7 separate regions of the Homo sapiens genome follow, and regions 1, 2, 3, 4, 6 and 7 are each linked to region 5. A link is a loop called in an ENCODE intact Hi-C map of the cell type or tissue named here. Cell type or tissue: B cell. All regions are shown on one strand. Region 1 overlaps BAK1 (BCL2 antagonist/killer 1). Region 2 holds the start of WDR46 (WD repeat domain 46). Region 3 holds the start of HCG25 (HLA complex group 25). Region 4 holds the start of ITPR3 (inositol 1,4,5-trisphosphate receptor type 3). Region 5 holds the start of KIFC1 (kinesin family member C1). Region 6 holds the start of LEMD2 (LEM domain nuclear envelope protein 2). Region 7 has its middle 37 kb from the start of ZBTB9.

Region 1 (4,000 bases), 180 kb after region 5:
AAAGTCTGTGCCATGAACTTCACAAAGTAGGTTCACCTCAAGGTTCAGTGGAGCCTTCAGTGTGTCCTTAGCCAAAGCTGTTTGGAAAAAATTGTGACATTGGACACCAGGAATGATTCCAAGATTGCAAAGGAAGAGTTGAGATAAATGGAGCTAAGAGATGTATTGATTCATACTTTGATTCCAACAACCCATGCCCACTCACATGTTACTCACCAGATGCCACATACACACTTAGCCACACGCACGTTCACACTCTCACATGCATCCATTTGGTGCCTGCCCACGTCCATTGCCAAATCCCATACTCCAGGTAAAGGGAGGTTGTATGGTTTCAGTCTCTTCAGCTATGAAGTGGCCTTTCCTAGAAAAGTCCAGTTTTTGCCTGTTAGTCCATCACCTGATCTTGGTAATGGGGGCGGGGTGCCCCTTCATTGGATCACTCATAAAATATGCCAGGGATCTGCTTCAGTAGGCCAAATCATTACTTTTTGTTCTCTCTCTTTTTTTTTTGAGACAGAGTTTCACTCTTGTTGCCCAGGCTAGAGTGCAATGGCACTATCTCAGCTCACTGCAACCTCTGCCTCCCGAGTTCAAGCGATTCTCCTGCCTCAGCCTCCACAGTAGCTGGAATTAGAGGCATGCACCACCATGCCCGGCTAATTTTTTGTATTTTTAGTAGAGACAGGGTTTCTCGATGTTGGTCAGGCCGATCTCGAACTCCTGACCTCATGATCTGCCCACCTTGGCCTCCCAAAGTGCTGGGATTCAGGCATGAGCCACTGCGCCCAGCCTGTTGTATTATTTTCTAGTGAACTGAATCCCCTGTCCTCTCACGTCTTACTTTTATATCCCAGGAGTCCAGTGTTCACCTTTAACGTGTCCAGCAACAGCTCAACACACCCCAGGAGAAGCTGGGTTTTGCTGATTCTGGTTCCTGACCTTTGGGCACCTCCAGCAACCTTCAATAACTCCCTTCTCTTTCTCTCTCTCCACACACACACACACGCATGCATGCACGCACACATACACACGCATGCACGCACGCACACACACACACGAAATCATGATTATCCTTATCTGTTCAGCTCAGATAGAATTAAATCCACATTTGGGCCTCGCACTGTGGCTCACGCCTGTAATCCTAGAACTTTGGGAGGCCAAGGTGGGCAGATCATGAGGTCAGGAGTTCGAGACCAGCCTGGCCAGAATGGTGAAACGCCGTCTCTACTAAAAATACAACAACAACAAAAAAAATTAGCCGGGCATGGTGGCGCGTGCCTGTAGTCTCAGCTACTCGGGAGGCTAAGGCAGGAGAATCGCTTGAACCCGGGAGGCGGAGGTTGTAGTGAGCCGAGATTGTGCCACTGCACTCCATCCAACCTAGGTGACAGAGCGAGACTCTGTCTCAAAAAAAAAAAAAAAATTAAATCCACATTTTACAAGCATCTTACAAAATGGGGCCTCTACATCTGAAGTGCATACAACTGGAGCAGGAGGGGTACATTTTTGTCACGGGTGAAAAAACAAAACAAAAACAAAAAAAACTAGTGGATATGGTGGTTTAAGTTTAATGAATACATGTAAATTTATTTTAATGCATTCAGGTGACTATGTCATAATAACTTGTTCAATATACTGAGTGATTTTAGGCTAAGGAAGGATTTTTTCAAATGAAAGGGTTTGGATGGACACTCGGTGACTCTCTAAAATATACTCTTCAGAGGAGGTAAAAATAAATACGTGAAGGTAAAACGGCAGGGTGGGGGTGGGGAGAATGTGAGGCTGTTGTGTGCAAGGAAGGGCGGGTATTCATACTGAAACTGCAGAACTAAGCAGGTGACAGCTGCACACCGCTCCTTTCCCTGGCCGGGCTGCCCCAGCTCAGTGACATCACAGACTGTGACGAACCCAGACGTATTTGGTGGAAACCAAGCCACAATCTCAGAAGCAGCGCACAGTTTGAGTAGAAATGAGTTTTTTTGGTTTCTCTTCCCTAATACCCACAGAGCCCCTACACTCCCGTTATCCTCGCAGCCCCTGGCTGACTGTGTCCGACCTAACTTCTCGCCCCCTGGTTTCAGAATATCCTGGCAGCGGAATAGAGGGCGTTGGGGGGCGGTGCAGGCCAAAACTTTTTGGGCTGCCCCACCCATGCCTTTCCGGTTAGCGTTGCAGCTCCTTAGACGAGTAGGCTAACCACAGCCCACCCGCCTTTCTTCCAGCGATGCAACGATCTGTTCGCCGCTCAATGCCGCATGCTGTTCAAAGCCCAGAGGCTGGAGTGGGTGCGCCCCAAAGGCCCCGCCCAAGGAAGGGCACGCTTGCGTGCTCGCGGCGGCGGCCATCTTGGACTCGGGCAGCCGCCCACTTCTAACCTCTATGGCATCGCTCCGGGAGGGAGGCGACCCCGCACTCTGGGCCTCTTAAACCTGTGCTCGCGAGCCCCACATTGCTCTCCGGCCTCCACGTAAAACTCGAGCCAGTTTCCTGGTGGCAAGTCCTCACTCCTTGGGTGACTCTGAGAAAGCACCCGTTTCCTTATCTGTAAATAGTAGTTTGAGTACCCCCACCCCCGTCTCCTACCTATTATTTGGGCAGATGATGAACTCTCAGCATAAAGCCTGGCACACAGTATGTGTTCTATAAATGTTGTCTGTGAGCTTTTCCTGTACACTGCGGGGTGCCTTGTAGCAACCACCTTCCAGCCACCACTGCCTGCAGCGCCGCCTTTTCCCTTTTCCAAGATCGCGTCTGTACTAGACTCTGAAGACCTTGTGGAGGGAAAAGGGGCTTGGCAAGCCCACCCCAGGAGGGTGAAGGTGAAACTCACGAGTTCTCTTGGACTTGCATGTGACCCTTTTGGAAGGGCGTCAGAAACACAGACCAGGGTGCCCAGGACTGGAAAGACTGTAGATTTTGGAACATTTAAACGCCCCCATGCTTGTTATTTTTATCACCCCTGGCTGGGTACCCATAGGGACTCCCAAGCAGCATAAAACTAGAATGAAAGCCCTGCGTGTGTGCTGACTGTGGAGACATCAGGAAGGGGGAGCTGGGACATTGTGTCCCAGGCAGAGCTAAATGTGGGGGAGAAGGGCCTTTTGGACCAGCGTGGGTGGTAGCCCCAGGGTGGGAGAAGAATTCAGCCCAGGTCAGAGGTAGCCTGTGGGGGTCCTCAGATATGTGCAGCTGCTCCACCAGCTCTGTAGCTAAAGGACCTCCCAGACTTCCTAAAGGGTGGAAACTGCATGAAACCCAACGAGATGAGAGAAGTTCATGGGGAGGGGCGAACGCCTTCCATCGGAGTGGGGGCTGCAGAACCATACTCAGGCCTCTATGGGATTCTAGAGGCCTAGTGTGAGGTTTTATTCAGTAATAAGCCAGATGTATGCCAGGCGTGCCCAGGTTCCCACAGTCTGGCCTGATGGAAAGAGGGGTAGCAGAGAATACAAAAACTAAGTCAGGGTGAGGGGATTGCACAGTTTATTTCCAAACACTCAGAGGATAGGGGGTGGCCTATGGGCTCCATCTGCCTCCCCTCCCTGCATTTGGCTGAATCAAGAACTTCTCCCCCCTGACCCCCAAGACCCTAGGCTGTGCCCAATAGAGAAGGCACTGTCACCCCCCACCCTGAGGAGACCTAGACAGGTGAGGAGCATGGAGGGTGGGGGAACAGAGTTCAAGTATTCACAGTTCCCCCATCTACACCCCTGGATTACACTGTGCCAGAGCCATGAGGGAGGATCCCACCTCTGGGATTCCTAGTGGTGTTGATAGTCCTTCTCCCACTTAGAACCCTCCAGATGAACTCCCTACTCCTTTTCCCTGATATAACAAACCAAGTCCTAAGCCCTGTAGTCTGGGCAAGGAGGAGCCTTAGCAGGCCACTCACCCAAGGCCCCCAGGGATGGGGGTGAGAGCCTTCACCTGTAGTGAATGGGTTGGGAGCAAGTGTCTATAAGGAGAGAGGAAGGGAGAGAACTGAGAGGACCTTGGG
Region 2 (4,000 bases), 100 kb before region 5:
TCTGCTGGGGTCCTAAAGGAGAGGTGGTCATCCCAAGGGCTTCCAACCAGTTCCTGAGCTCCATGGCCACTCACAGCTGTAGCCAGGAGGAAGTGGAAGGGCAGGAACTCAAGCCGTGTTACTCGGTCACAGCGGCGGATACAGTGGAGCTCAATGCCCTGATTGTCATAGATGTGGAGCCAGCGGTTCTGAGCAACAGCAAGCAGTGCCTCAGAATGGAGAAACCTGGGGGAGAGGAAGAGTGGTTCAATTGGGAAATGAGGTCACAGGCTATCATTCAATCAGGAATGGACTATCTCACCCCAACTGACCGCTGACAGTGAGGCCACTGACCGGATGTCCCGCACCGCCTCCATGACGTTGATCTCGCACATAAGCTTCTTTGTTACCCAATCAAGGGCAGCCACATGACCTCGGCGCCCTCCAAAAGCCAGGTGTCTGTTGGAGGTGAGGGGCAGGCAGGGTGTTAAGGCAGGGGACCACCGACTCAGACAACTTGAGGTCTGCCCCACGCCAGCCCCATCTCTCCAGGCGGGCAGACACATGTTGCTGTAGGTGCTTACCCTCACACCCAAGCAAATCGAAGGACCCTCCCCTCATCAGCAACCCAAACATACACTGGGAATGGCTGAAGTGGTTAAGGAAACACATCTTAGTTCAAGAGTCACTAGAATTCAACCTTACCTTCCAGTTCGAGAGTAGTTTAGTCTGTAGGGTCCAAACTGCCGCAGATTCAAGTCAAAGTGCTGGGAAAGAGAAGAGTGAAAAAAAAGAGTGCCCTGCAGTAACGCCTTCTTCTAGCCCCCATTCCTCTATTGTCCTGCACCACCAATCAATCCCTTGGCTCCTTTACCTCCTCAGGCTCACCTTGGCTGCACTTGCAATGTCCACAGCCTCCACAATGTCAGCCTGGCATATCTTTGCTGTGTCTTCCCCATCCTCCCCTTCCAGAAACCTGAAAGCAAGGGTTAGGATGGCAGTAAAGCTTCCCAATATGAAGCAAGTATACCAACATAAAAACGAGAAAAGACAGTCCCAAAAGGCAGGGAATGGGGGTCCAGATTAGGGCTCACTCACCCAGGTTCTTCAGCAAGCAGCAGCTCAGAACGAGCAGCTTTGATACTTGTTTCCTCTTCCTCAGCTTCAGCCACCTCAAGTCGGCTTCGAGTTTTGGCTTTAGAATGTGGTAGCTGTAACATTGTTGGTGGGGAGGAGTGGCAGAAGAACCACAGGATAAGTGGGGTCACAGGAGAGCTACCTGTCCCAGCCTCCATCCAACTCACCCAGACACTCCCTGCCTCCAGCACTTCCCAACTCTCCGGCTGGACCTCACCTTTCGGGATTTGTCAATGCGACAGAACTTCTGGACCACTTCCACAGGGACGGGGGCGGGGCCTGGGAATGGATCTTGGGTCTAGGGGAAAGGAGGACGCAATTAGCAGACAGCCTTGGATTGACCCCAACCCTCTCACTCTCAAGGAACGAGGCGGCCTGCCTCGCCACCCATCAGGTCCCACGCTCACCCCGGACAAGCCGCGCTGGGACTCCGGGTTCTTCCATTCTCGGGGTTTCTTCGGGACCTGAGGCTTCTTAGAGATCCGAGACTTCTTTAAGATGTAAGCATTTTTTGGTCTCTGAGGACGGAGCTCCCGATTCTTCTTGTTACGAGGAGGCCCTGGAGAGGCTCCGGCTGTGGTCGGAACGGTCTCTTCCTCCCAGTATCGCCGCGGTTTCTACAGGCACATCAGGAACTCCGCACTCACGCCCCGCCCCCCGACCCCACAGCTAAAAACTTCGTTTCCCACCCAGGGAGGCCTCTACCTTTCTCTTGGTCTGAAGTTTGTCTTTCTTGGGCGGGACATCCTTGCCCGGCTTGGGGGCTGTCTCCATCTCGCCCACCCGAACGGCGATCCACGTGCAAAACTCCTCTCAGCTGCCACACAGTCGGCTTGAAAACTCCCGGAAGCCCTCTGTCCTTCATCCAATCAGCAGCGTACCAGGTATGAAGCTCTCTAGGTGCCATCTTGAGTGAGGGCACGCTCTCCTTAGAGGGGCGGAACAGTTTTTGGCACCTTATCGCGAGCGGCAGCTTATGCAAGAGTGATTTAAAAAAGAAAGGCAGGTCCGGAGCCAGGGGCTAAGTAGCGGTGCGGTTTCTTTTTCTGGATTAGTTTCCCCATCTTGCCTAAAAATGTCCTAGTCTAGTCTTTTTAGCAGAACTCCACTCCCTAAACATGTCAGAACTACACTTCCCATCAAGGGTCAGAAAGAAACTTCCGGCACAGTCTTTTCCCAGCATTCCTTGTTTACTTCCGGGTTTATTACTACTGAAGGAAGAACGTGAGTAGGTTAGGATTTCGGTTGAGAGGCTTGGGGTCTTGCGTTTCGCCCACCATCTCCTGGGGACAGGGTGGAGTCGATATCCGGGACGGGGGGGAGGTTGCGGTGCCCCTCAGGGCTACCTCTCAAGAGTGCTATCATTTCCGCAGGCCAGATCAGAAAAGGGAGCTCAGGTACCTTCCAGAGAGTGAGACCCAGCGCCCTTGTCTCGCACCCAGTAGGCTTTCATCCCCGCCATGGCGGAGCTGATCCAGAAGAAGCTACAGGGAGAAGTGGAGAAATATCAACAGCTACAGAAGGGTAAGGGAACAGGGTCGGTATGGTCTCGCCCAATGCACTTACAACCCAAAGCCATTACCGAGATAAGGTTTGTTGCCCCATCTGGGCCCTCGCGTGCAGAGACTTCCCCGCCTCAGTCTCAGTACTCTTCCCTGTTCACTCACCCGCTGCCCCCATCCTTTTCTGCTTCCTCAGATCCATATCCACCTGACTAGGATTGTGGGGATAGGTGGCACATTTGATGTTTCTAAATTGCCTTTCCTCTCATCCCCAGACTTAAGTAAATCCATGTCGGGGAGGCAGAAACTTGAAGCACAACTAACAGAAAATAATATCGTGAAAGAGGTGAGGGACTGGGATTTGTGGGGCGAGGAGGGACCTGTACTAGCCATGGTTCTGATCACATATGTCCCATCCCTCCATCAGGAACTGGCCCTGCTGGATGGGTCCAACGTGGTCTTTAAACTTCTGGGTCCGGTGCTAGTCAAACAGGAGCTGGGGGAGGCTCGGGCCACAGTAGGGAAGAGGCTGGACTATATCACAGCTGAAATGTGAGTTTTTATTCCACCACCGTGTGCTGCACCCTGTGATGCAAGTGAACCATTGGAGTAGAGGTGTTGAACCATTGCAGAACAGCTCTCCATAGTGGCCCCTAGTCCTCCAGTTCCTCCAACCCTTTCCTTCCCTTTTAACCCCCCTTCTTCTCCCTCCCCTGGATCTCAAGTTTTCCACCTATCTCTTTCTTGCGTTTAGCACTCTCCATAGTGAGTCCTACTAATTTCTCCCTTTCTGCTTGTCTCCCTTGTCTCTCCTTAGTAAGCGATACGAATCCCAGCTTCGGGATCTTGAGCGGCAGTCAGAGCAACAGAGGGAGACCCTTGCTCAGCTGCAGCAGGAGTTCCAGCGGGCCCAGGCAGCAAAGGCAGGGGCTCCTGGCAAGGCCTGACCCCATGGTGGGGGGAGGGGAGGGGAGGGGAGGGAATGAGGCAGCTCTAGGATCTATACTGTAGCTAATAAAATGTAAAAACACCTGGCTCTGTTTCCTGACCAGGCACTTCTGTCATATCCCCACAGCCCCTTCCACCTTAACACACACCACCTGTATTACCCCCTCAGGTTCAAACTCTTGCACTTGGAATCTCTTTGTGGCACAGTGTTCTTTCTTGAAAGTGAAATCCTAAATGTCTTCAAACCTACTTCTTGCCTGTATATACAACCCTTAACTCTCCCTCATCTTGGTTGGCATGATTCTTTTGGAAGGGCATTTGCAACATACCATATTGCTAGGAATGTCGGTTTAATTGAAAAAGAATACACAGTTCTCTAACCTGAGGCCCCAGGATGAAATGTGGTTACCCTCCTTGCCAACAGCCCTGGCATC
Region 3 (4,000 bases), 140 kb before region 5:
GTGAATTCAATTAGATGAAATATGTGCTCTCCGAGATCAAGGACTTTGATTTAGTCTCTGCTGAATCCGCAGTGCCTATCACAGAACACAGAGAAGAGCTTCAATAAATGTGTTGGTTTAATGACAACTGCTTCTGAAAACACTTTGTTAACGCTAGTACGTAACATGAATAGCTGTGTCCATTATGTCCAGGGTGAAGTCAGCCAATTTCGATTCTCCTCTCCTTAAAGTTTTGTCTTGCTTTCTCTTTCTTTCCTTGAATCTTCACACTAAATCTACTTTGTTTTTTAATTTTTTAAAAAGAGATAGGGTCTCACTCTGTCACCCAGGCTGGAGTGCAGTAGTGCAATCATAGCTCACTGCAATCTCTAACTCCTGTTCTCAAGCAATCCTCCTGCCTCAGCCTCACAACTAGCTGGGACCACAGGCATGGGCCACCATGCTTGGCTTTTTGCTTTTTTTTTTTTTTTTTTTTGGTAGAGATGGGTCTCCCTATGTTGCCCAGGCTAGTCTCAAACTCCTGTGCTCAAGATCCTCTGGCCTCTGCCTTCCAAAAGGATTACAGGCATGAGTCACCACCCTGGGCCTCTGACTACTTTATTTTAAAGCCCAGCCAATTTATATCTTTTTATTATTATTATTATTATTATTTTTGAGACAGAGTCTCACTGTCACCCAGGCTGGAGTGCAGTGGCCATCTCGGCTCATTACAACCTCCGCCTCCCAGGTTCAAGCGACTCTCCTGACTCAGCCACCCTAGTAGCTGGGATTATAGGCAGGCACCACCACGCCAGGCTAATTTTTGTATTTTTAGTAGAGATGGGTTTTCGCCATATTGGCCAGGCTGGTCTAGAACTCCTGGCCTTAAGGGATCTTCCCGCCTCGGCTTCCCAAAGTTCTGGGATCCCAGGTGTCAGCCACCTCGCCAGGCTGCTTGATATCTTAAAATCAGAAAAGCCACCCATCTTAAGTGGAGGGTGGGTGGGTCCATATTTACAGGAATGGAAGAAAGGAGGATGTTCCCTCTCTTTTGTCCACGTTCAGCAGCTCTGAAATTAATGCCAAGGCGAGCAAACGCCCGCCCCCCACCCCCTGCCGCCCTCGCCTTATGCCGAGACTTTGCTGTTGAACACGAAGTAAACGTTTCCCAGAAAGCCCAGTTTAAGAAACAATTCAGGGCGAGGTGAGGGCACAAAGGTAGAGAAATAAGGGGAAATGATATTTCTTTAAAGAACAGAGATCCCTGAATAGCACCGGGGGCCGTTACAGCCCATGAGGACATCTCCGAGTCCTTCTATATGACACTAGGGACCCCCGTGCCATATACAGACACTGTTCTCAGAGATTAGGAGGGGGAAAGAGGATATTGCCACAGTTCTGTCCTTCGAAATGACTCCAGATGCTTCTGAGTCTGTGAGGCCCCTGTGTCCGTCATCAGCAAAACAAGTGAGGGAGAAGTTTGAGGAGTGATGACCCTAGCAGTTATGGGTTTAAGCCTGGGAATCTTAAGCCACAGAGCAGAGGATTTGGGGGCTGAAGAAAAAGACCCTCCGCAGCTTCAGCGCGAAGAGGGCGGCGGGGACCGGGGTGGTGGGGGTGGAACCTCGCCGCCTTCCGAAGCAGGAGTAAGCTGCAGAGGCTGCGCGGGGGTTTGAGCGGAGCGAGAACAGCTCCTTCCCTTGATCATGCTGCCCTCCGGAGGTCAGTTTAGGTATCGCCGCTCCCTTTCACGCTGTTTTGTCTCTTCACCGTCTGTTCTGGATCATCCTGTCCAGAGAGACCGTTGGGTCAGAGGGTTCCTGTGGACCCCTGGGGCGAGCTTAATGTCCCCGAAAACTGCGTGCTCCAGTATCACTTGAATGCCCACCGGGTTCCGGAATCACGAGTCTCCAGAGCTGTCCCTTCGCCCCACGGCTCACATTCCAGGTCTGCCCCTCAGTGACTTCTGCAACAACACGCGCTTCTCGATCAGCTCTGAGGATTTGGGTTCTGCGACGGACAGGGGAAGGAAAGAAGGAAGGCTGTGAAGAACCGTGGTGCCTGCCTGCACAGCCCTCCTCGCGTGCGAGCATTAGTTGGCTAAAGTCGCCTGTCTCGACAGTCTCCCCTGCGGGGTATCTGGGGACCCTTTCTTTGGGAATCCACGCTCTTTGTCAGAGTAGCCAATGCCTCTCCTGTCCAAAATCTCATACCCTTGGCCCTTCTCCCGTCCTCGCGCTGAGGCTGGAGTCAGGTCAAATGTCAGAACATCTGGATGTCCCAAGAGTGACACCTGGGAGTGGGTGGGCAAGAAACCAGTAGCGGGAAGGGAAAGTGGAGGAGCAGAGGATTCCCGGGGCCGGCGTCTGGGGTGAGCTCGCGGCCCCTCAGAGCCTGGCACATCGCCGCCTGGCATCCGGCAGGCGTGAGGGAACGCATAGCGCAGCGAGTCAGGCGGGGTAAACCCGGAGCAACGCGGAGGCGGTGATCTGGGCAAGGGCGAGGTCAGTTAAGGACGCAGTTCTGGCCCCGCCCTCAAGGCACGCCTGGCCAATCAGGAATCGCTGATTCACCAAGCCTCTCCTCCTGCGCTCGCCCTCTTCTGCACTTCGGTCTCAGGCGCAAACACGTTCAAAGTCGCTAGGCCAAAGCGCTGAGATACGGTTTCCCAAGCCAATTAGAGAGCGGCTCTCGGATATGGGGCGGAACCCTGAAAAGGCGAGAGCTGAGATGCCGCTCCGTTCTGCCTTACCACGCCGCCCCCCAGCGTCCGCCAATTAGGAGAGCCCGGAGCCGGATCCACTCTCAGCCTCAGGAAGCAGCAGCCTCCGCTCCGCGGCGGGTGTGCTCGGCAGTCACAGACCCACTCAGGACACCTCCCGTTGCCGACGGGCTAGACCTGCATCCGAAGGGCCTAAGCGGGGAGGAACCGCTTTCCACCACTCTCCAGGGACCTGGGGAGGGAATGTTTAGGCCGTAGGGGTGGAGGACACAGGAAACGTAACATTTTTCCTTAACTGCGCCTCTCTTCTTAGGCCTTAAAGGGGTCCCCGTGTCTCTCCAGTCTAGAGCCTAAGTTCAAACGAGGCGTATAGGCGAGGACAGCAGGAAGGCTCCAAGTCAAACAAACGGATGGTACGAATTTCGCCTGGTCTAGCCCTGCCCCAACGGTGTGGGTGTGGGTTGGGTGCTGCAGCCCCCGAGCAAGGGGCTGTCACAGCCACAACCAGAGGAGCTATGGAGCTGCTACGGAGGAGGGATTCCAGAGTCAGCTTGGGCTTGTCCCAAGGGAGCCCTTGGGACAGTGTCTGGGGCTGCGCGGCCTGGTTCTCATCCCTTGCAGCATCTGCTATTTTAGCCAGGGGCCACCTTCCTCCAATGGCCTGGGAGTAGCTAGAGGTTAGAGGTTACACCCACCAGAAGGGATGTAAGCCCAGGAAGTAGTCAGAAAGGAAAGGTCATTCTAGAGATGGGGCCACCTGAAAAACCTTCAGGAGGAAGGAGAAAGGAAATGGGATAAGTGTCATGTCATACTAAATATTTATTTTCTGCAGACTGACTTCGGAGTAATTCTTGAGCCAGGAGGGGAGAGGTTAGTGTTCAAATTGCTGAGATCTTAGGTCAAAAAGCTACAGAAAAGAAATCACTTTGAAAAACACAATGACTCAGAGGCAGTCACCCCTTGCCAGCAATTCCAAGAGCTGAGGAGGCTTCATGCCTCAGGACATGGTGACTAGTTGAGTGAACCAGAGATTGAGGCAGTGGTTTTTACAGGGGAAGAAACAAGCCTTGGGTGTATGGGAGCAGGAAAGGAGGGTGACAGACTGGAGAAATGATAAAGGCCATTTTGGAAGCCCACAGGGAAGTGGTCTTGGGAAACCTGAAGACACTGGGATATTCAGAAGGCCAAGGGGATCCAGCTTATCCTGTTGGGCAAGGTGCTGGGAGTGAAGGCAGGTAAGCCATGTCAAGGGCCTGGGAAGCAAGGGGAAAACTGGAAGGGGTACCCCAGGTGAAGAAG
Region 4 (4,000 bases), 230 kb after region 5:
GTCCAGTGTGCTGGGCTCAGGTCTGTAGACTTCTGTGGGCAGTGAGGAGGCATAGGAAGGCTTCAAGCAGGAAGCAGGGGAGGGAACTCATTGGAGCTGTACCATCTGTTTCTTAAACTTTGGTCTTTGTTGTTGTTGTTTAACCAACAGAAACTTTCTTGAAACAAATTCTAACTCAGAACGCAGGTATATAAAATAGCTTACAGTGGAGCTGATTTGGAAGAAGCAGGTGACAGGGGCCCAGAGCCCTCACCTCTGAGACCTCCTGGTTGGTGGAGAGACAGAGGCTCTAAGTATTCCTAGGATGGGGAGGGGTGGGGAGAAACAAGGCCATGTGCTTTAGTCCAGAGAGACCCAAAGTGGAGTGACCTCCATTCCTGGCTGCTACACCTCGGCTGAGTTATGGAACCATCTATATGGATGTCAGGGGAGGAAGGAGGTGGATTCCTGGGTGTGGCTGTGGCACAAGTTCTGAGTGTGGCCACTGGAGGCAAGTTTTCAACTTGTCCCTCTTCATCCTCACGGTCTGGGGAAGGGAAAAAGGCAATTGGGCCCAGGCTGACAGCTTGATCAGAGCCTGGTGCCCAGCAGAGGCCTGACATCACAGGCCTTCAATAAATGCTTATGGAATGAAGGCATATTTTTCCCTTCTAACTTTTGGGGATGATACAGGAGGCCTGACTCCTGGGAGCAAGTGAAACTGTCCCAGGGGCTGCCCCTTCTCAGTGAGGTTCCAGTGACCCATCGCTGTGGCTCAGTTGGTGTGGGGTAATAGGAGAATACCCGGCTAAAAATCAGAGGCTTGGTTGGCTTCTGCCTCCAGTTGCCAGGAACCTGCCGTGTGCCCTTGATGGGTGGTGTTCCTTCTCTGGGCTTTGGTCATCTCTTTTTGGCACAGTGGACTGGATGAGGTTTTTTAAACTGCAGTTTGCAACCCATTTGGGACATTAAAAAAAACCAGTTCAGTGGGTTACAATCAGCATTAAAGCAACAACAAGAACACAACTGAAATAGAATAGAAAATATCAGCATGCATCAAAGGTCATAAAAGTAAGTATTGTTTGGTGATCTATTGTTTTGCTTATATATAGACGAAGGTGTGGACTGGTCTGCTGTAAAACTTGTTACTGTTTGCCATGGTGAAAAAACAAAACAAAACTGTAAAACACGGTACTTAGCGATCCTGGAGGTGTCCTTCCCTCCCACATCGTTCCTGGGGGTCTTCGTAAAACAAACAAACAAACAAACAAACAAAACAACAACAACAACAAAAAAACCACTGCCTGGGGCTCTTCTCCTCCCAGGGTCAGCAGCTGTCTCTTTGCTTTTAGCTGTCTCCACCCCTCCCCTAGCCTCTCTTCTTCCTGCTTCAGTCACCGAGTCCCCTCCTCCCTCTCTCCCAGGGACAAACGCCCCCCCACAACTCAGGAAGTGGGGTTGGGGGGTCCGAAGGGAGCAAAAGTGATCGGATGGCGGTGGCAATGGGCACCCTATCTTAGGCGTTCAAATAAAGGACTAGGAAGCAAACACCCAAGCACCGGGGAACAGAACAGAAAGTAAGCGAGCCCGGGACGCGAATTTGAGGGCAGGACTTCGGGAGCCAGAGCCTGGCGGCGCTGCCGCAGCGGGTCACTCCCAGGGGGCCGGCACCCAGACTTGGCATCGTTAGCGCTTGGGTGCTCTGTCAACTAGCGAAGGTAATTTTCATCCCTGCTTTTTTTTTTTTTTTGAAAGGAAAGACGGAAGGAGCCAAGAGTTTTGGAGCCAACTCCTGGAGAGGGAGCGGCTGAACTGATTCGGAAGTTGGATCTCTTTGTACACAGGAATGCGGAGAGAAAAAAAACAAAACCCACCCCATTGCTTCATTTCCCCTCCAAGCCTGAGCACTTTCTATTGTGCAATGAAAAGGCTTTTCACGTTGAGAAAAATGAATCCCGAATTTGCTCTGCAAAGGGATGAGCGCGCCTCTGGGCGCCAGCCTGCTCTCAGCTGGGCGCGGAGACCGCGCGGTGGCCGCAGGGCGGCCGCGGCCAGGGCGCTCCAGGGCGCGCCCTCCGCGAGCGGCTCCGGGGTGACGCCCGCCGGAGAGCTGGACTCCCCCTTCCGCGGGCGCCTGCACTGGCTCTTAGCCAGCCGAGGGCCCGGGTGCAGATAGTCCGGGAACCCCGAGGGCGGAGAGCTCCCCACTACGCCTGGGCCTCCCAGGGATGGCAGCTCCGAGAGCCCCCTAGACCCGGTGCCTTGCAGGACGCCTCTGGAGATCAGGAGGGCTGGCGGCGCATTCGGCGTCCGGGAGGCCGGGCCCCGGACGCGCGAGGAGCGCGGGGCGCGGGAAGGCAGGCGGGTGCACATGGGTGCCGGCGGGCGAGCTGCGGGGGGAGGGGGGGCGGGGTGTGGCCTCCCCGCCTCCCGGGCGGGATTTGCATGTGTGTGGTGGCCCCAGACTTCCTGCTCCTTCTACGCTGCAGGTACGCGCGGGCCGGGCGGGGCGGGCGGGCGGCGGGCGCGCCAAGACGTGGGCACCTCCTCACCCGGACCCCGGGCCCCGCCGAGCCGCCTCCTGGCTCCCGTGGCCGCCAGCCCGCCCCGGCCGCACCGAGCGTCGGGATCCGAGGTGGGAGCGTACCCCTCCCCGCTCCCCGGACGCCTCAGTCCTCCGCACTGAGCTTGGCCACGCGCCCCTAGGCGCCCCCCACGCCCTGGGCCCCGGAGGGCCGCAGCCATGAGTGAAATGTCCAGCTTTCTTCACATCGGGGACATCGTCTCCCTGTACGCCGAGGGCTCCGTCAATGGCTTCATCAGCACTTTGGGGTGAGTGAGCCGAGCTCGAGAGGGGCGCGGGTAAAGAGGGGGCGCCGTGGGCCCTGGTGCCAGCTGCGTGCGTCCAGCCGCCGCCCCCCGATAGAGGCCTGGACGTCCCCCTAGTCTCAAGGAGCGGGAACGGCTCGCCTCCTTCTTTTACAGAAAGGAAGTGAAGTGTTTGCTCAGGTAGGACTCGGGCTCCCTACTGGAGTTGGCAGGAGGAGCCTCCCTCGGCGGCGCAGCCTCTACCCTCCCGCGCACGCCTTTGGAGGGGGCGGAGGGACGGAGGCTTCCTTTGCAGGTGGTCCCGGGGGCGGGCAGGTGGGTGGCTGGAGGCTGAGTTGGGGAAGGGCAGCCGGGCCGAGACGTGCCCGGCTCTGAGGGTAGGGCGGAGCTGTCGGGAGTGGGCAGGCTCAGCTTGGAGCCCGTAATCCTCTATTACCGATCCCGTGGTGCCTTTGAGGGGTCGCACCTTCTCCTCACAGCTCTCTCCCTGTTCTTCCCAGCTTCAGTAGGAGTGTCTTCTCAGCCCTCCCCTTCCAGGCTTCAAGGTCCTGGCCAGCTGCCCCTTCTCCCCGCCTCTCCCATTCAATTTCCTGCGCCGGTCATCTGGCGCCCTTGGGTCCTTGGTTCTAGCTTCTCTCCAGCACTTCACAAACATTAATTAATTCTGGCCGCCACCTCCCAGGGTCTGGGCTGGATGAACAGGGAATCAGTTCACGTCCCTGGAGAGGGCCAGGCCTGTAGCAGGGAGAGGGCAGGAGAGAAATTAGGTAGAGAGGATGGGTTTATCTTCAGAGGAGCAGCTGGATGTGATTCGCTGGATGGGAGCGTAGGTGGTTTCTCCAGCCAGACCCCAGGGCAGGGTCGGCTATCTTTGTCCCGTTTACAGTCTGGGGGCCTGGGTTAAATTGTCTCATCCTCCCAACCACACATGGCTGTCCTCTAGGGTACACCCACCCTCCTCTGCTGATCCACTGAGTGGGACCAGCCAGCCGCGTGGTGCCTTCTTTCTGATGGCCTTGGAGGACAACCTGGCACCCTCAGCTCAGGACTGATGCTGGACAGGGCCCGGCTCACCCCAAGCCTGGGAGGTGAGGGGTCACTGGTCTCTCCCAGGGTTGCTGGGAGTTTAGCTTTCATCTTGGTGTAAAGGGAATGGATTGTGGGATTGGAGGGCTGGCTCTGCCAAGCAGGG
Region 5 (4,000 bases):
AGCTGGGATTACAGGCGGCCGCCACCACGCCTGGCTAACTTTTTTGGTTTTTTTTTTTTTTTTTTTTTTTTGAGATGGAGTCTCGCTCTGTCTTCCAGGCTGTAGTGCAGTGGCGCGATCTCCGCTCACTGCAAGCTCCGCCTGCCGGGTTCACGCCATTCTCCTGCCTCAGCCTCCTGAGTAGCTGGGACTACAGGCGCCCGCCACCACGCCCGGCTAATTTTTTTTGTATTTTTAGTACAGAGAGTTTTTCACCATGTTAGCCAGGATGGTCTCGATCTCCTGACCTCGTGATCCGCCCGCCTCGGCCTCCCAAAGTGCTAGGATTACAGGTATGAGCCAACGCGCCCGGCCACCAAATAGTGTAATTTTTACAGTTACACTTTGTAACTAGTGTTGCTGAAGACGGAAATGCAATTGATTTTGAAAATTGATTTTTTCCTCTTACTGATTTTTTATCCATCAACCTTGCTAAACTTATTTATCAATTCTATCTGAATTTTATTTTAGGGATGCTGCACATGCAATAATTTCATCTGCGAATATTAACATTAATGTTTCTTGTAGTCCTTATATATTTGTTGCTTATTGGACTGGCTACAACTTCCATTGTTTTATTGATGAGGATTATTGAGAGCAGGCATCCTTGCCTTGTTCCCCATCTTGAAAGGAACGCTTTCAACATTTCCCCATTATGGTGATGTGTTTTGCGAAATTTTTGAAGATGTCCTTTATCAGCTTCTGGAGTTTTAAAAAAAATATCAACGGGTGTTGAATATTTTGAGTGACTTTGCTGCATCAATTGAGATGAATACATTTTCCCCCTTTAATCTGCTAATGGGTCTATATTTCTCCATTCCATTTAAATTTTTTTTTAATTTGATAAATATCTTTTGCTATATGTTTCTTCTCAGGTCTCCCTTCTCAGTTATCCCCCTTTACCTTCCATTGTTGGTTTTCTCTAGTTTCTTCCTTTTCTTTTTACTGTGTTCTCTTCAAGCTCTTGCTTTTTGGAGTTTTCCCAGGATATCAAAGGTTGGGGGGATGGCAACATGGTTTTCAGACAGTGTGTCTCCCCACAATCTGCTTCTCTCTACAAGCTTGTTTGAAGCCAAGTTAAAGCAATGGATAGAAGACGGCAGCGCGGGTGTCAGACCTGCCAATTTCCAACTGCACACCAAATCCCCGAACATATGCTTGAGGCCCCTGCCTTTCGGTTTCATAAATAAAACCCTGTCCTGACTACCTCCAGGATTGGATGGAAACTCGGATGAGTAAATATGGTAGAACGACTTTGCAAACTAGCACCCTATTCACACGTAAGGGGTTGCTCTTGTCACCGAGACTGTTAGAGGCAACGTGAGTTAACAGAAATAGCTTGGATTTTGAAGCTAATGGAATCTAGATCCATTCCTAACCAGCAGTGTGACCTTATTGTGTAATCTTTCTGAACCTGTCTCCATCCATCTCTACAAAGAATGTGGCACAATGTAGGAACTCAGTGAATTTTCGTGATTAAAAGACGAGATAATACAGGTGCACAATCTGCAAAACATAAAATACTCCATAAATGGAAGCAGTAAATCTTCCCCGAGCTCGAGACTCCAAAGGCCCTGAGCCCAGTACCAGTAACAGCACCCAGGTAAGTAGGCTGGCTGAGAGAAGAGGGCTATAAAGAAAAGTTCTTTCCTGAGCTTTGAATCCCCACTGTCAGGCTTCAATGGAGCGCAAAAATTCCTAAATTTGGTGAGAAATGGCAACATTACCAGGGAATGAACAGACCAGGCCACTCACATCCACGTGAGGGCTCCAGGAGCCACTTCCGGGCCCAGTCAACCACGACCAGGAGAGGCAGCGCTGGAGCCTCAATCACGTCGACGGAAAACAAGTGCGCTCCCTACTGCAGTCACCAGGAGGCGCTAGTCCCGCCTGTCTCCCGGCACGGGTCCTCGTTTGCGCACGCGTCATTTCTTTCCTCCAGCGTCCCCGCCCCTTCTCCTCCGGCCGCCACCAGTTTCGCTTGGCCAGTTGCGTTCGTGCGGCGACGTCCACGCATTTTCTGACGTAGCGAGCGACGGCGGGGAGCCGAGCGGAAGTCCAGCACTATTGCCGCTAGAGGAGGGGAGGGGTGAGAAGCATAAGTGGCACCGGAAGTGGAATTAATCCGCCTACCTCTCCTGCGCCTGCGAAACAGAAAAGACAAGGCGCCTGTCGGGCGGGGTGTGGCTTCGGGTGGCGGAGAACGCTGCGATTGGCCCTCGGCTGTGGCGACAGCGACGATTGGTCCCTGCGTGCAGAGCGCGGTGAGAGTGGGTGGTGGCCGTTGGAATTCAAAAGTGGCGGGTGTGGCGCGGGGCTGGTAGCGGCCGGAGCCGTGCGAGTTCTCTACCCTGCTTCGCGAGCGGGCGAGAGAACGCGAGTCCCAGGATCCCCGGCACCCAGTTCTCTTCCACTGCATTCCCCCGGCGCGTGTGGGACCGAGGTGGACATGGATCCGCAGGTGAGTAGGGGCGGCGCAGGTGTCCTGCCCTGGGGATGGGGACGAAGGCTGACCGCTCCGATGCTGTCGCGCCCCCGGCTCCCGGTCGGCCTTTGTCATGTCTACCGGGAGAGCGAAGGTCCGTGCGCCCCCGCACAAGTGGAAAGGGGCGGAGGCAGGAGTGGAGACGGCTTAGAGCACCCGGGGAGGTCGGAAGGCACGTCTGTCTGCCCTCCCCTAGCTTCAAGTTTCTGGAGCCCCTCCCTTAACTTTCATGTCTCCGAGATTTCTCATTTCGAATTCTCAGGCTCGTCTGACACATTTCCACTTCTTTATTCCTACTCAGGGTGTGATTGCAGTGTGTAAGAAGGGAGAGTTCTGATATGACTTCTTCCTTTTGGGGACATGGTGTCTGAGGCCACATCCTTGCTGAGGTCCTTTTGTGTTAATCGCCTCTCCTTATCACTGCTGCTTCGGAGTGTAGGAAAGGGAGAAGGAGAGTAGGGTAATCTGGGCCAAAAGACTTCTCATTCTCTCTCTCCTTTCCCAAATTGTGCAGATTCCTGCCCAATGAAACTGATTGATTTAGTTCTTTCTCTTAAATGGTGCCCTGCTGCACCCCACAACCATATGCAGCTTCCTGTCTCCAGTGAAGAGAGATGAATGTGTGTGACAGCTGGAGTGTACTTATCTCTGGTGCCAGGAAAGGTCTGCCTGAATCCTTTGTTTACTAGTATTTCACGTTCAGGTTTCCCTGAAGTTAGGATTCAGCCTTAAGAGAGATTCTTTCTCTCGTGACAACCAGAGAGCAGAGTAGTATTATGTGACAGTAAGAAGTAGTAAAAGCCTTCTCAGATCTATTAATCAAGTATTTATTGAGCACCTACTACATGCTAGGCGTGGTTGTAGGTACTTAGGATGCAGCAGTGAACAAGGGACAAATCGTTGCCATCGTGGAGCTGCCATTCTATGGGGATACAGACAATAAATGTAATAAATGAATTATATAACTGCCAGAAGGCCGTAAGTGCTGTGGAGAAAAGGAGAAATTCAAGGTTGAGGACATAGGGGAGGCCAACTGGCGGGTTAGAGTATTAAATAGGGTGGTCTCAGTAACCCCCATGGAAAAGATGAGTTGAATAAAGACTTGAAGGAAGTGAGGGAGACAGACAAGCAGATAGTGAGGGAAGAACATTTCAGGCAGAGGGAATCTGCTAGAGCAGAGTCCCTAAAGAGTTGTAAGGAGGGAAGTGTGGCTGGAATGAAGTGAGCAAGGGGAAAAGTTGTGGGAAAGGAAGTCAGGTAATGGGTAGTGGGGTTGCTGATCACAGTTTGTCCTTGTGGGGGTCGTTGTGAGGACTTTTACTCTGAGTGAGATGGGGAATCATTGGATGATTTTAAGCAGAGAGATAAGATTTGTTGGGTCCACCAGATTTTCGTAACCATAGCACCATTGCCTTTTTTTTTTTTTTTTTTTTTTTGAGACAGGTTCTCTTTCTCTGTTCCCAGGCTGGAGTGCAG
Region 6 (4,000 bases), 400 kb after region 5:
TCCTGGATTAGGAATTACGATAGCTGGGTCCTTGTCCCAGCTGAAAATGATTAGCTCAAGTTTCTTGGGCAACTCAACCACTCTGAACCTCTGTCTCCTCGTCTGTAAAACGGGATCAAATGGGCCTTCCCTGCTTAACTCAGGGAGTTAGGCCCAAACAAAACAAAATATAGGAGTTTTGTAAACAATGATATGTTAAACAGAGATTAACACCGTAATGGGAGGGGAAGTCCAGGTAAATACCAGCATACATTCTAGCGCTGTTGTCTTAAAGCATCTCAGCAGTGAGTACCAGTGTGATACTGTTTGACATCACCAGTGTAGTTATAGTACCATGACACTCCCAGGTCTCCTTAATTTCTCTAGCAGGTCGACAAACTATTCACATAGTTGATAAATGCTCTCATAGTGGGGAAATCATTTGGGTGTTTGCACACGAGTCTGTTAATACCCTTGCCCACAGACTTGTACACTCCCAAACATCCATCTGCCACACCAGCTAAGACATACTTTAGCTTTTTCCTGTATTTTGGCAGTTCCTGCTAGGCATGAAAGGATGTGGCCTTGGCTGGAAGCTGGGAACAGTATTAGTCACATTCGTGCTTTGTAAAGAGTATTAAAAGTTGGTGAACTACAGTGGCCCTTTATACCTAAATGTATAATGAAATGATCTCTATGTTTCCTTTCAGAAAACACACAATCCTCAGCTATTCCGGATACATACTGTATCCTGCAGACCTCTCATTGGCATATCTAACCATGTAACTTAAATGTGGCCAGAAGGATGGCTGTGAGCATCCTTGAGTCGTAGTCTCTCTCTTAACACACTCCATGAGGGTGCTACAAGCAATGATAAGGGCCTCCAGTTGCGATCAGTTTAACCTGTCTGGCAAGCAAGGCTGGTAGATTCTCCTGTTGACAAAGCGGCGGCCCTGTGATTCAAAGAAGTGGAGAGTGGACTTTTTGGTGCTACAAAGGTGGGACCCCCAACCAGATCCTATCTGTGGGCCACTGAAATCTGGAGTGCCTTCAAACAGGCACTAAATGTGTAAGCCAGAGGTCAAAAGGGAAGAACCCAAACGGATGGGGTGAATCTGTTAGAGGGGGGTGTGGCTTCCTCTCCAGGGAGAAAACCAGAGGTTGGAGGAGCAGTGACTACAGCTTGTGATTGAAAGGGAGACGTTAGAAGGGAGGGCTGGGGCAGAAAAGGAGAACAGGAGAAAGTGAAGGCAGAAATTATTGCAGATGCAGGAGCCTTGGCCCTCTCTTCCCACAGCTGGAAGAAGGCAGGCCTGGAAATGAGAAGACAGTCAGAGGCAGCTGACAAGGCCGGAAGTGCGCGGCCTGGCGCCGACAGGAACGGGGGGTCCTCCGGCGGACACACGCGCGCCCAGGGCCCTCCCCTGCGCCGGCCCAGGACGTACTGTTGTCCTCCGCCTCCTGCGGCGCTGAGGGCTTGCCCATCTTCACCCAAAGGATGCCCAGGAAGACGAGCAGTAGCCCTAGGCTGGCCCAGAGCAGAAGCCGAGAGAGCCAGCGCTCCAGCCGGCGCCCCACCTCAGGCCGGGCCCTCGCCGCGCCAGCAGGGCCCGCTCGAGTCGCCCGCAGGCCCGGGCGCGGGTCGGGACCGAGGAGGGAGGAAGGCAGCCGCGCCGGGGCGGGAGACGCTGCCCACCAGCGGCGGGCCGCGAGACCCGGGCCCTGCGTGGCCCTGTCGGGCGTCCGGGCGTCCTCGTCCTCCTCGGAGCTGCCCCGGACCGAGGCGCGGCGCCTGAGTTGCGCCGGGCGGGCAGGATAGGCGAGGCCGCGGCTCCCTACCCAGGAAGCCGCGGAGGGCCGGATATCACCGTAGGCCCCAGGGGTCGCGTAGGCCGAGCCCGAGGCCGGCTGGGAGAGCCAGGGCTCCGCCCGCGGAGAGGCCGCGGCGGGCCGGGCGCGCAGCGGCGCATCCTCGCGTAACCGGGCCTCTTCCCGTAACCGCTCCTCGCCCCGCGGCCGGGCCTCCTCCCGCAGCCGCTCCTCGTCGCGCAGCCGGGCCTCGCCCCGCAGGCGGCGCAGCTTGTTGCGGTAGACATCCCGGGTGGTGTCGGTGATGGGTCCTGGCTGGAAGCCCAGGGCCTGCAGCTCCCGCCGCAGTTCCAGGTCCGACAGGCCGGCCATGGCCAGGACGCCGCCCCCCGCCCGCCCCTGGCGCGCACCGCACCCGGAACTGCTCCCTCCCGCAGGCGCGGCGGAGCGGGCGGGGCCACGCGCCATGATGGGAAGGTCGGTCGCCATGTTGGGAAGGTCTGCACTTGGCCTTTGGTCGGCCATGATGAGGCGGTCTGACGTGGCTCTTAGAGCCGCCATGGTGGGAAGGTCCAAGGGGGATTAAATTTTTTGTTTTGTTTTGTTTTGTTTTGTTTTTCTCTCTCTCTCCGCTCTCCCACTTCCCTTTGTTTGTTAGATCAAGCGGTATTAATCTCTGAGTCCTCCAACCCTAGCTCTGCCTCTGGCAGGTGGTAAGCGTTCAGTAAAGTCAGCGTTGATTTAATAGATGAATTGCTTAATGGTGAACGAAGCCACTGCCACGAATGGAGAGACAGGATGATTTGCCTCTCTGGGCTTGGGGACTGATGTGTGATCCGGTTTTATTTGGGTCTTAGAGTACACTCCAGGCATGCTCCAAGACCCTGTCCCGACTTCGGGCTTGTTAACTGGGCGACACTGAGCACCAAGTAGGTGCGATCCCTGCCTTAGGACAGACACTGGCCCCCAAGGAGCGCCAGCCTGGAGGAGACGCAGCATCCATGGTGGAGGCAGAGGAGCAAAATGCCCTTGGGTTCGAATGGGCAGTTGAGGCTTCTCTGCGGAGGGCCTGTGTCTGCGTAATGGGATTTTTACAAGGAGACATGGGAGAGAGAAGACTCCAGAGATACACGGTCTTGCAGCCTCACTGGTGGTTTAGGTTGTGGGCTTTGGAGCCAGACAGTTCGATTTCAAATCCCTACTCACAACTATTAGATGTGTGATCATATTCAATTAACATTGTTAGCCTATTTGCCAGTAAACCTCAATAGAGTTGCTGTGAGGATTAGAAGAGGTAGTTTGGCTAAGGTGCTTGGGACAGTGCCTGGCACACGTTCATGCGTGTTTATACTTAACCCACATCTTTGCAGTGTCAGTGCTGTGTAGAGCCTCCCACAGGGCAGGTGATTTGGTTACATGAAGGCTCTTAGCAGGAAACCCCTAAGGGAAGCAAGGGAATGTGGCAACTGGAAATAGAACCAGTTTATAATCTTCCTTCCACATCCCTCAACTCCCATTCCCAAACATTTATTGCCGGCCCAATGGGTTCCATCCATTTCTACCCCTGCCATTCCATTCTCCCCTTCCCCCAGGCCCCTCCTCCCTGGAACTGCCCCGTATCTGTCCCAACAGCCCCCTTGCCCATTCCCCACTTTATTCCCTCCCCTCCCTGACACCCTGGGCAATGCTATGCTCCTCTGTCTGGGTTTTGCATTCCTGCCACTTGCTCCACCTCAGGGGTATTCAACACTGGCCACAATTGCTGGGAAAATGACAGCCTCGGCTTGGTCAGCTTCCACTGTTAGCCTCCCCATCTCCCCTGACTTAGCTGCTCCCATGTGGTGTGATTTCTCTCACCAAGTGTTGTTTTCCTTTTCCCTGCATGTGTTTGCACAGAATGCCATGAATTTGATATAGTGATTGCCTAACACATATACCACATAATAGTATTTTATTTCTTTCTGAAGCACTGTTTGCATGACAAATGAGTTGGTAACATTTGTGCAACTCCTTGCAGCTGTGCGGTTCAATATATAAAGAATGAGCCTTTCGGCATCAGTACTGGCCCCATGTATTCTAAGAGGGCTTGAAACTAATGCTTAAACAAAGTTATCGTTACAGCATTTCACAGAGTTATGGTCTATTTTATAACAATGGATCTCAGGGCGATTTAAAAATATGGACTGAACTGGAGCCACCCCCAGTGGTGGCA
Region 7 (4,000 bases), 100 kb after region 5:
CCTGGGCAACAAGAGCAAAATTCTGTCTCAAAAAAAAAAATTAAAAATTAAAAAATTGTTTTAAAGATTATGCTAAATTTACTTCTTAATTTTAACAGTTTTTGTGAACTCTTTTGGATTTTCTATGTCGTCTATGAATGATGTCAGTTTTATTTTTTCCTTTCTAATCTGTATATCTTATACCTTATTAGGTTGCTGTTAAGTGCCATTGATATGCTGAATGAAGAAAATGACAGATTGAAGCTAACCAGCCACAAACTCAGGAAAGATGTGACAGCCAGAATGCCACTACGACAGGATTTTTTTTTTTAGATGGGCTCTCACTATGTTGTCCAGGCTGGTGTTTAATTCCTGGGCTCAAGTGATCCTCCTGCCTCAGCCTCTGAAGCAGCTGGGACTACAGGTATGAGTCACTGCACCTGGCCCTATCAAAGCACTGTTAAAGACTGGACTATGTAAGCATTTCTCCTTTGCAAGGAGCGTGATGTTGAGCTTTTTCAGTAGAGGGCACAGGAGGGATACTGTAGAAGGAAGGGAGCTTCTCTTCCTAGTTCCAGTGTGCTGCATTTTGCTTTTATTGCTCCTCTTCCATTGTCTAACAGCAATGAGTGTATGCCGATGGTGGGGACTATCTACGAGTGCTCTGTTCAAGCTGTGTGCACCAAGAATGGGAATGCAGCCCCTCAGCTGCACACTATAAATAAGCTACCATGAGGCCCCAGTGTGGGCCCAGAGACCACCTTGCTGCTGCCAATGCAGATTTAGCACACTCCAGACCGCACAGCCGTAGTGGTGCCCTCACTGTCTCTGCATGCCTGTCCACTGGCCTCAGCTCACCTCGCAACCCTCCTGATGTGGACACCACGTGCTCCAAGCAGCCAAGCTCTCCATGCAGGCCTGTCCATCAGCCTCATTCCCCTGGCACCCTGGGGGTTGTTTCCTGCTTGCCTGCTGATTGCTGACTAGCTCTGGCCTGGGCATGTGGCAGACCTTTCCGCCATCCAGTGGACTGCAGCCGCAGCTTCTCCAATAAGGTCTCAACCAGGGCCTTGGTAGTATTCTCCCTCCACTCCACAATACCCTTTAGAGCTTTTTTCACATCTTTATAGTTACCATCCTGTCATCATTTAGTAATTCTTTATATTAAGCCACTCTGTTTAAGTTACTGGATGGTTTCTGTCTACTAATTGGACACAGACTGATAAAAAATCGGTCCTGGCCGGGTGCGGTGGCTCACACCTGTAATCCCAGCACTTTGGGAGGCCGAGGTGGGTGGATCACTGGAGGTCAGGAGTTCGACACTAGCCTGACCAACATGGCGAAACCCCATCTCTACTAAAAATATAAAAATTAGCAGGGCGTGGTGGCACACACCTGTAATCCCAGCTACTTGGGAGGCTGAGGCAGGAGAATCACTGGAACCTGGGAGGCGGAGGTTGCAGTGAGCCCAGATCGTGCCATTGCACTCTAGGCTGGGTGACAAAAAGCAAAAACTTCATAAAAAAAAAAAAAATTCAGTCCCAGGAGTGGTCCCAGGAATAGACTGATAAACGTGAGATGTGGGCATTGGTTTGTTTGTGTCCTTGGGCTTGAGCACAGTACTAACCTCCTTGTCCATGAGAAATGGGCGTGCAATGGCGTCACAACTAGTCAAGCCATCATCTGTGGTTGATTTTTATAGAGTGCCAACGGAAGGAAGCACATGCCTCAGGAGCCCATATGGCTGCTACCCTGCACCATTATGACAGTAATAATGACTATAAGCTCTAAGGTGTGGGACAGTTCTTTCCAGCGTACTTGGGAGCTCATAAGAGAAAAAATGACAAGCTCCTGTCTGTTACCTTTCAGTTCAAGTCTTGAAGTGAGAACCAGAAAGCTTCCATGATGACCCTAAAAAGAACCTTGCCGGGAACGTGACTCATGCCTATAATCCCAGCAACTCGGGAGGCTGAGGCAGGAGCATTGCTTGAGGCCAGGAGTTTAAGACCAGCTTGGGCAGCATAGCGAGATCTTGTCTCTAAAAAAAATTATTTTTAGGAATCTTTCTTGTAGATCCAGGGCTGATATTGCTGAAGACCAAAAATAAAATTTAATTGTGCAGGTTGCTGAATAATAATGACATTTCAGTTCACAGTCTTGCCAAGTTTTTAATGTGAAAGTTAGGGCACTGATAAGGAAAGAATGGGATCCTGAACCTTGTAATCAAGACATCTCAAATGAACTGAGACAACTCAAATGAATTGAGACATCCAAATGAAGCCCATAGTCTTGAGATCCAAGATTATCAGGGGGTCGTTCTGAGTCCCCTGACCAGCAGAAGTAGGTTGCCCTCTGGTGTCTGAGGACGTTACCTTTGTTCTGCTTGAAATCCTTGTGACAACCTTGCTTGAGGCAGACGCCTTGAATAGGGATGCTCATTCTCCACTAGACCCACCATAGCCATACCCTGTGGCCACCAGACCCACAAAGTCTTAGCATGCTCCAGAGGGACAGGAGGACTTAAGACCCAGGAGGAGACAGCTTAGGCACGAAAAGGATTGCAGGGCCTTGCTAACATATATTAGTAGTAATCTGGTGACTATACATAGGAATGGATTCTGAGGTTGGTAGATCAGAGGGCAAAATATAACACAATATCAGGCCAAATCCTTTTACGTGAGTGTGCTTACTAGAATTCTGAATGTAAAGTATTAGCTTGTGTAGATAAAGGTGAATCTAACTGCTTATTTTGTTGATTGACTGAAACTTGAACTCAAAATTCAAGTTTCATGAGGTCTAATTTAATGAGGTTAAGACGCCAGAGCTTTGCTGGTGTGTCGTGAAAGAAGAAATCCAAGAGCACCGGGAGATGGCAATGTTGGAGTGGATTGATCATGTGTGACTTATTCCCTAACTATATTCTATGTGAAGACCCAAGAAGATACTCCCTTTACCAAGGCATTAAAAAATACATTTGTCAGGGGAGCACCTGTGTCTTTGACAAGTTCTGTGGTTATTCCCTTTGTTAGGCCAGGCTGTAGGTGGTTCCAACTTTAAGATGGGCCCCCTAATTTCAGTGGGGATGACGGTATTGCATTGTAGCAGAGGCCAAGTTGAAGCACTTAACCAACAAAGACAAGGTGGGCACATCAACCATAAAGGGCATCAGAAATGTTTCAGCAATCAAAACACTTTGGCCTACAGAGATCTTAACTGATCTATATAATAGGAAAACTCTATGTCCAGCAGCCAAATACCTGATTTGAGTCAGGCATTGATTTGAGTCATAACAATGGTGAATGGTGGCCTCTCACTCAGTTTCCAGGCTTAAGTTGGTTCACTGATTCAGAGTGAAGTTGGTTCACTGATTCAGAACCTTTGCTTGAATAGGAGGCTAGGTTCCCTTGAAGATCTTGCAGGACCTCGTAACACTGCTATAAGAAAACACCTGAAGCCAGGCGCAGTGGCTCATGCCTATAATCCCAGCACTTTGTGAGGCCAAGGCAGGTGGATCACGATTTCAGGAGATCGAGACCATCCTGGCCAACATGGTGAAACCCCGTCTCTACTAAAATACAAAAATTAGCTGGGTGTGGTGGCATGCACCTGTAATCCCAGCTACTCAGGAGGCTGAGGCAGAAGGTCGCTTGAACCCGGGAGGCAGAGGTTGCAATGAGCCGAGATCGCACCACTGCACTCCAGCCTGGGTGAGAGAGCGAGATTCTGCCTCAAAAAGAAAGAAAGAAAGAAAGAAGGAAGGAGAGAAAGAAAGAAAGAAAGAAAGAAAGAAAGAAAGAAAGAAAGAAAGAAAGAAAGAAAGAAAGAAAGAAAGAAAGAAAGAAAGAGAAAGAAAGAAAGAAGGAAAAGAAAGAAAGAAGGAAAAGAAAGAAAAGAAAGAAAAGAAAGAAAGAAAAAGAAAAAGAAAGAAAGAAAAAGGAAAAAAAAAGAAAGGGAGGGAGGGAACACCTTCATCTTCTAAGCATTCTGGCTGGGCATAGTGGCTCACACCTGTAATCCCAGC

What was found. A loop is a pair of places that touch in the nucleus more often than their neighbours do. Peaks named below come from ENCODE experiments on the same cell type or tissue, not always from the same donor. Only the 100,000 strongest peaks of a DNase experiment are listed, where the experiment ranks them.
Region 1: it touches region 5 in a loop (22-fold over the local background); 18 of 110 quality-filtered maps call a loop at or near these places.
Region 2: it touches region 5 in a loop (8-fold over the local background); 22 of 110 quality-filtered maps call a loop at or near these places.
Region 3: it touches region 5 in a loop (12-fold over the local background); 4 of 110 quality-filtered maps call a loop at or near these places.
Region 4: it touches region 5 in a loop (5-fold over the local background); 4 of 110 quality-filtered maps call a loop at or near these places.
Region 6: a loop joins it to region 5, with 12 times the contacts of the local background. A loop is called at or near these places in 3 of 110 quality-filtered maps.
Region 7: a loop joins it to region 5, with 14 times the contacts of the local background. A loop is called at or near these places in 6 of 110 quality-filtered maps.

The regions. Positions count from the first base shown.
Region 1 is chr6:33,569,083-33,573,082 of GRCh38, forward strand. It overlaps BAK1 (BCL2 antagonist/killer 1), which reads right to left. Exons shown (of 6, transcript NM_001188.4): 6 at 3,470-4,000. Among named protein-coding and RNA genes, the nearest start is that of BAK1, 9.2 kb to the right of the region's middle. RefSeq lists an enhancer at 2,335-2,624. In B cell, no CTCF peak of the experiment used is centred here; DNase peaks (open chromatin) are centred at 2,039 and 2,239; H3K4me3 peaks cover 1,599 bases; H3K27ac peaks cover 3,356 bases.
Region 2 is chr6:33,287,281-33,291,280 of GRCh38, forward strand. WDR46 (WD repeat domain 46) reads right to left here and starts at 1,959. Exons shown (of 15, transcript NM_005452.6): 1 at 1,822-1,959; 2 at 1,524-1,733; 3 at 1,334-1,414; 4 at 1,078-1,190; 5 at 868-955; 6 at 685-746; 7 at 334-438; 8 at 75-225. The coding sequence starts at 1,890. PFDN6 (prefoldin subunit 6) reads left to right here and starts at 2,321. Exons shown (of 4, transcript NM_001185181.3): 1 at 2,321-2,640; 2 at 2,894-2,964; 3 at 3,046-3,170; 4 at 3,436-3,653. The coding sequence starts at 2,577. The coding sequence ends at 3,565. MIR6873 (microRNA 6873) reads right to left here and starts at 9; the gene lies at 1-9. It overlaps MIR6834 (microRNA 6834), which reads left to right and starts at 2,965; the gene lies at 2,965-3,045. RefSeq lists enhancers at 1-485, 486-1,019, 1,554-2,087. In B cell, no CTCF peak of the experiment used is centred here; a DNase peak (open chromatin) is centred at 2,121; H3K4me3 peaks cover 2,315 bases; H3K27ac peaks cover 2,447 bases.
Region 3 is chr6:33,246,776-33,250,775 of GRCh38, forward strand. It overlaps VPS52 (VPS52 subunit of GARP complex), which reads right to left. Exons shown (of 20, transcript NM_022553.6): 20 at 3,503-4,000. It overlaps HCG25 (HLA complex group 25), which reads left to right and starts at 2,761. Exons shown (of 5, transcript NR_044997.1): 1 at 2,761-2,880; 2 at 3,015-3,114; 3 at 3,841-3,936. It overlaps LOC105375022 (a long non-coding RNA gene), which reads right to left and starts at 98. Exons shown (of 2, transcript NR_187834.1): 1 at 1-98. In B cell, CTCF peaks have their summits at 1,691 (motif pointing left) and 1,892; DNase peaks (open chromatin) are centred at 1,696, 2,606 and 3,886; H3K4me3 peaks cover 2,345 bases; H3K27ac peaks cover 1,675 bases.
Region 4 is chr6:33,618,881-33,622,880 of GRCh38, forward strand. ITPR3 (inositol 1,4,5-trisphosphate receptor type 3) reads left to right here and starts at 2,442. Exons shown (of 58, transcript NM_002224.4): 1 at 2,442-2,811. The coding sequence starts at 2,723. RefSeq lists silencers at 1,940-2,249, 2,280-2,399, 2,450-2,619, 2,630-2,779, 2,659-2,844 and enhancers at 3,366-3,915, 3,916-4,000. In B cell, no CTCF peak of the experiment used is centred here; DNase peaks (open chromatin) are centred at 1,541, 2,381 and 3,051; H3K4me3 peaks cover 2,616 bases; H3K27ac peaks cover 2,790 bases.
Region 5 is chr6:33,389,498-33,393,497 of GRCh38, forward strand. It overlaps KIFC1 (kinesin family member C1), which reads left to right and starts at 2,326. Exons shown (of 11, transcript NM_002263.4): 1 at 2,326-2,500. The coding sequence starts at 2,489. In B cell, a CTCF peak has its summit at 1,896 (motif pointing right); DNase peaks (open chromatin) are centred at 2,084 and 3,377; H3K4me3 peaks cover 1,474 bases; H3K27ac peaks cover 1,634 bases.
Region 6 is chr6:33,786,957-33,790,956 of GRCh38, forward strand. LEMD2 (LEM domain nuclear envelope protein 2) reads right to left here and starts at 2,174. Exons shown (of 9, transcript NM_181336.4): 1 at 1,425-2,174. The coding sequence starts at 2,160. It overlaps LOC105375024 (a long non-coding RNA gene), which reads left to right and starts at 2,422. Exons shown (of 3, transcript XR_926707.3): 1 at 2,422-4,000. RefSeq lists enhancers at 1,138-1,687, 2,300-2,389, 3,600-4,000 and silencers at 1,340-1,789, 1,830-2,209. In B cell, no CTCF peak of the experiment used is centred here; DNase peaks (open chromatin) are centred at 1,345 and 2,245; H3K4me3 peaks cover 2,242 bases; H3K27ac peaks cover 2,678 bases.
Region 7 is chr6:33,489,962-33,493,961 of GRCh38, forward strand. No RefSeq gene overlaps it. Among named protein-coding and RNA genes, the nearest start is that of ZBTB9, 37 kb to the left of the region's middle. In B cell, no CTCF peak of the experiment used is centred here; a DNase peak (open chromatin) is centred at 2,340.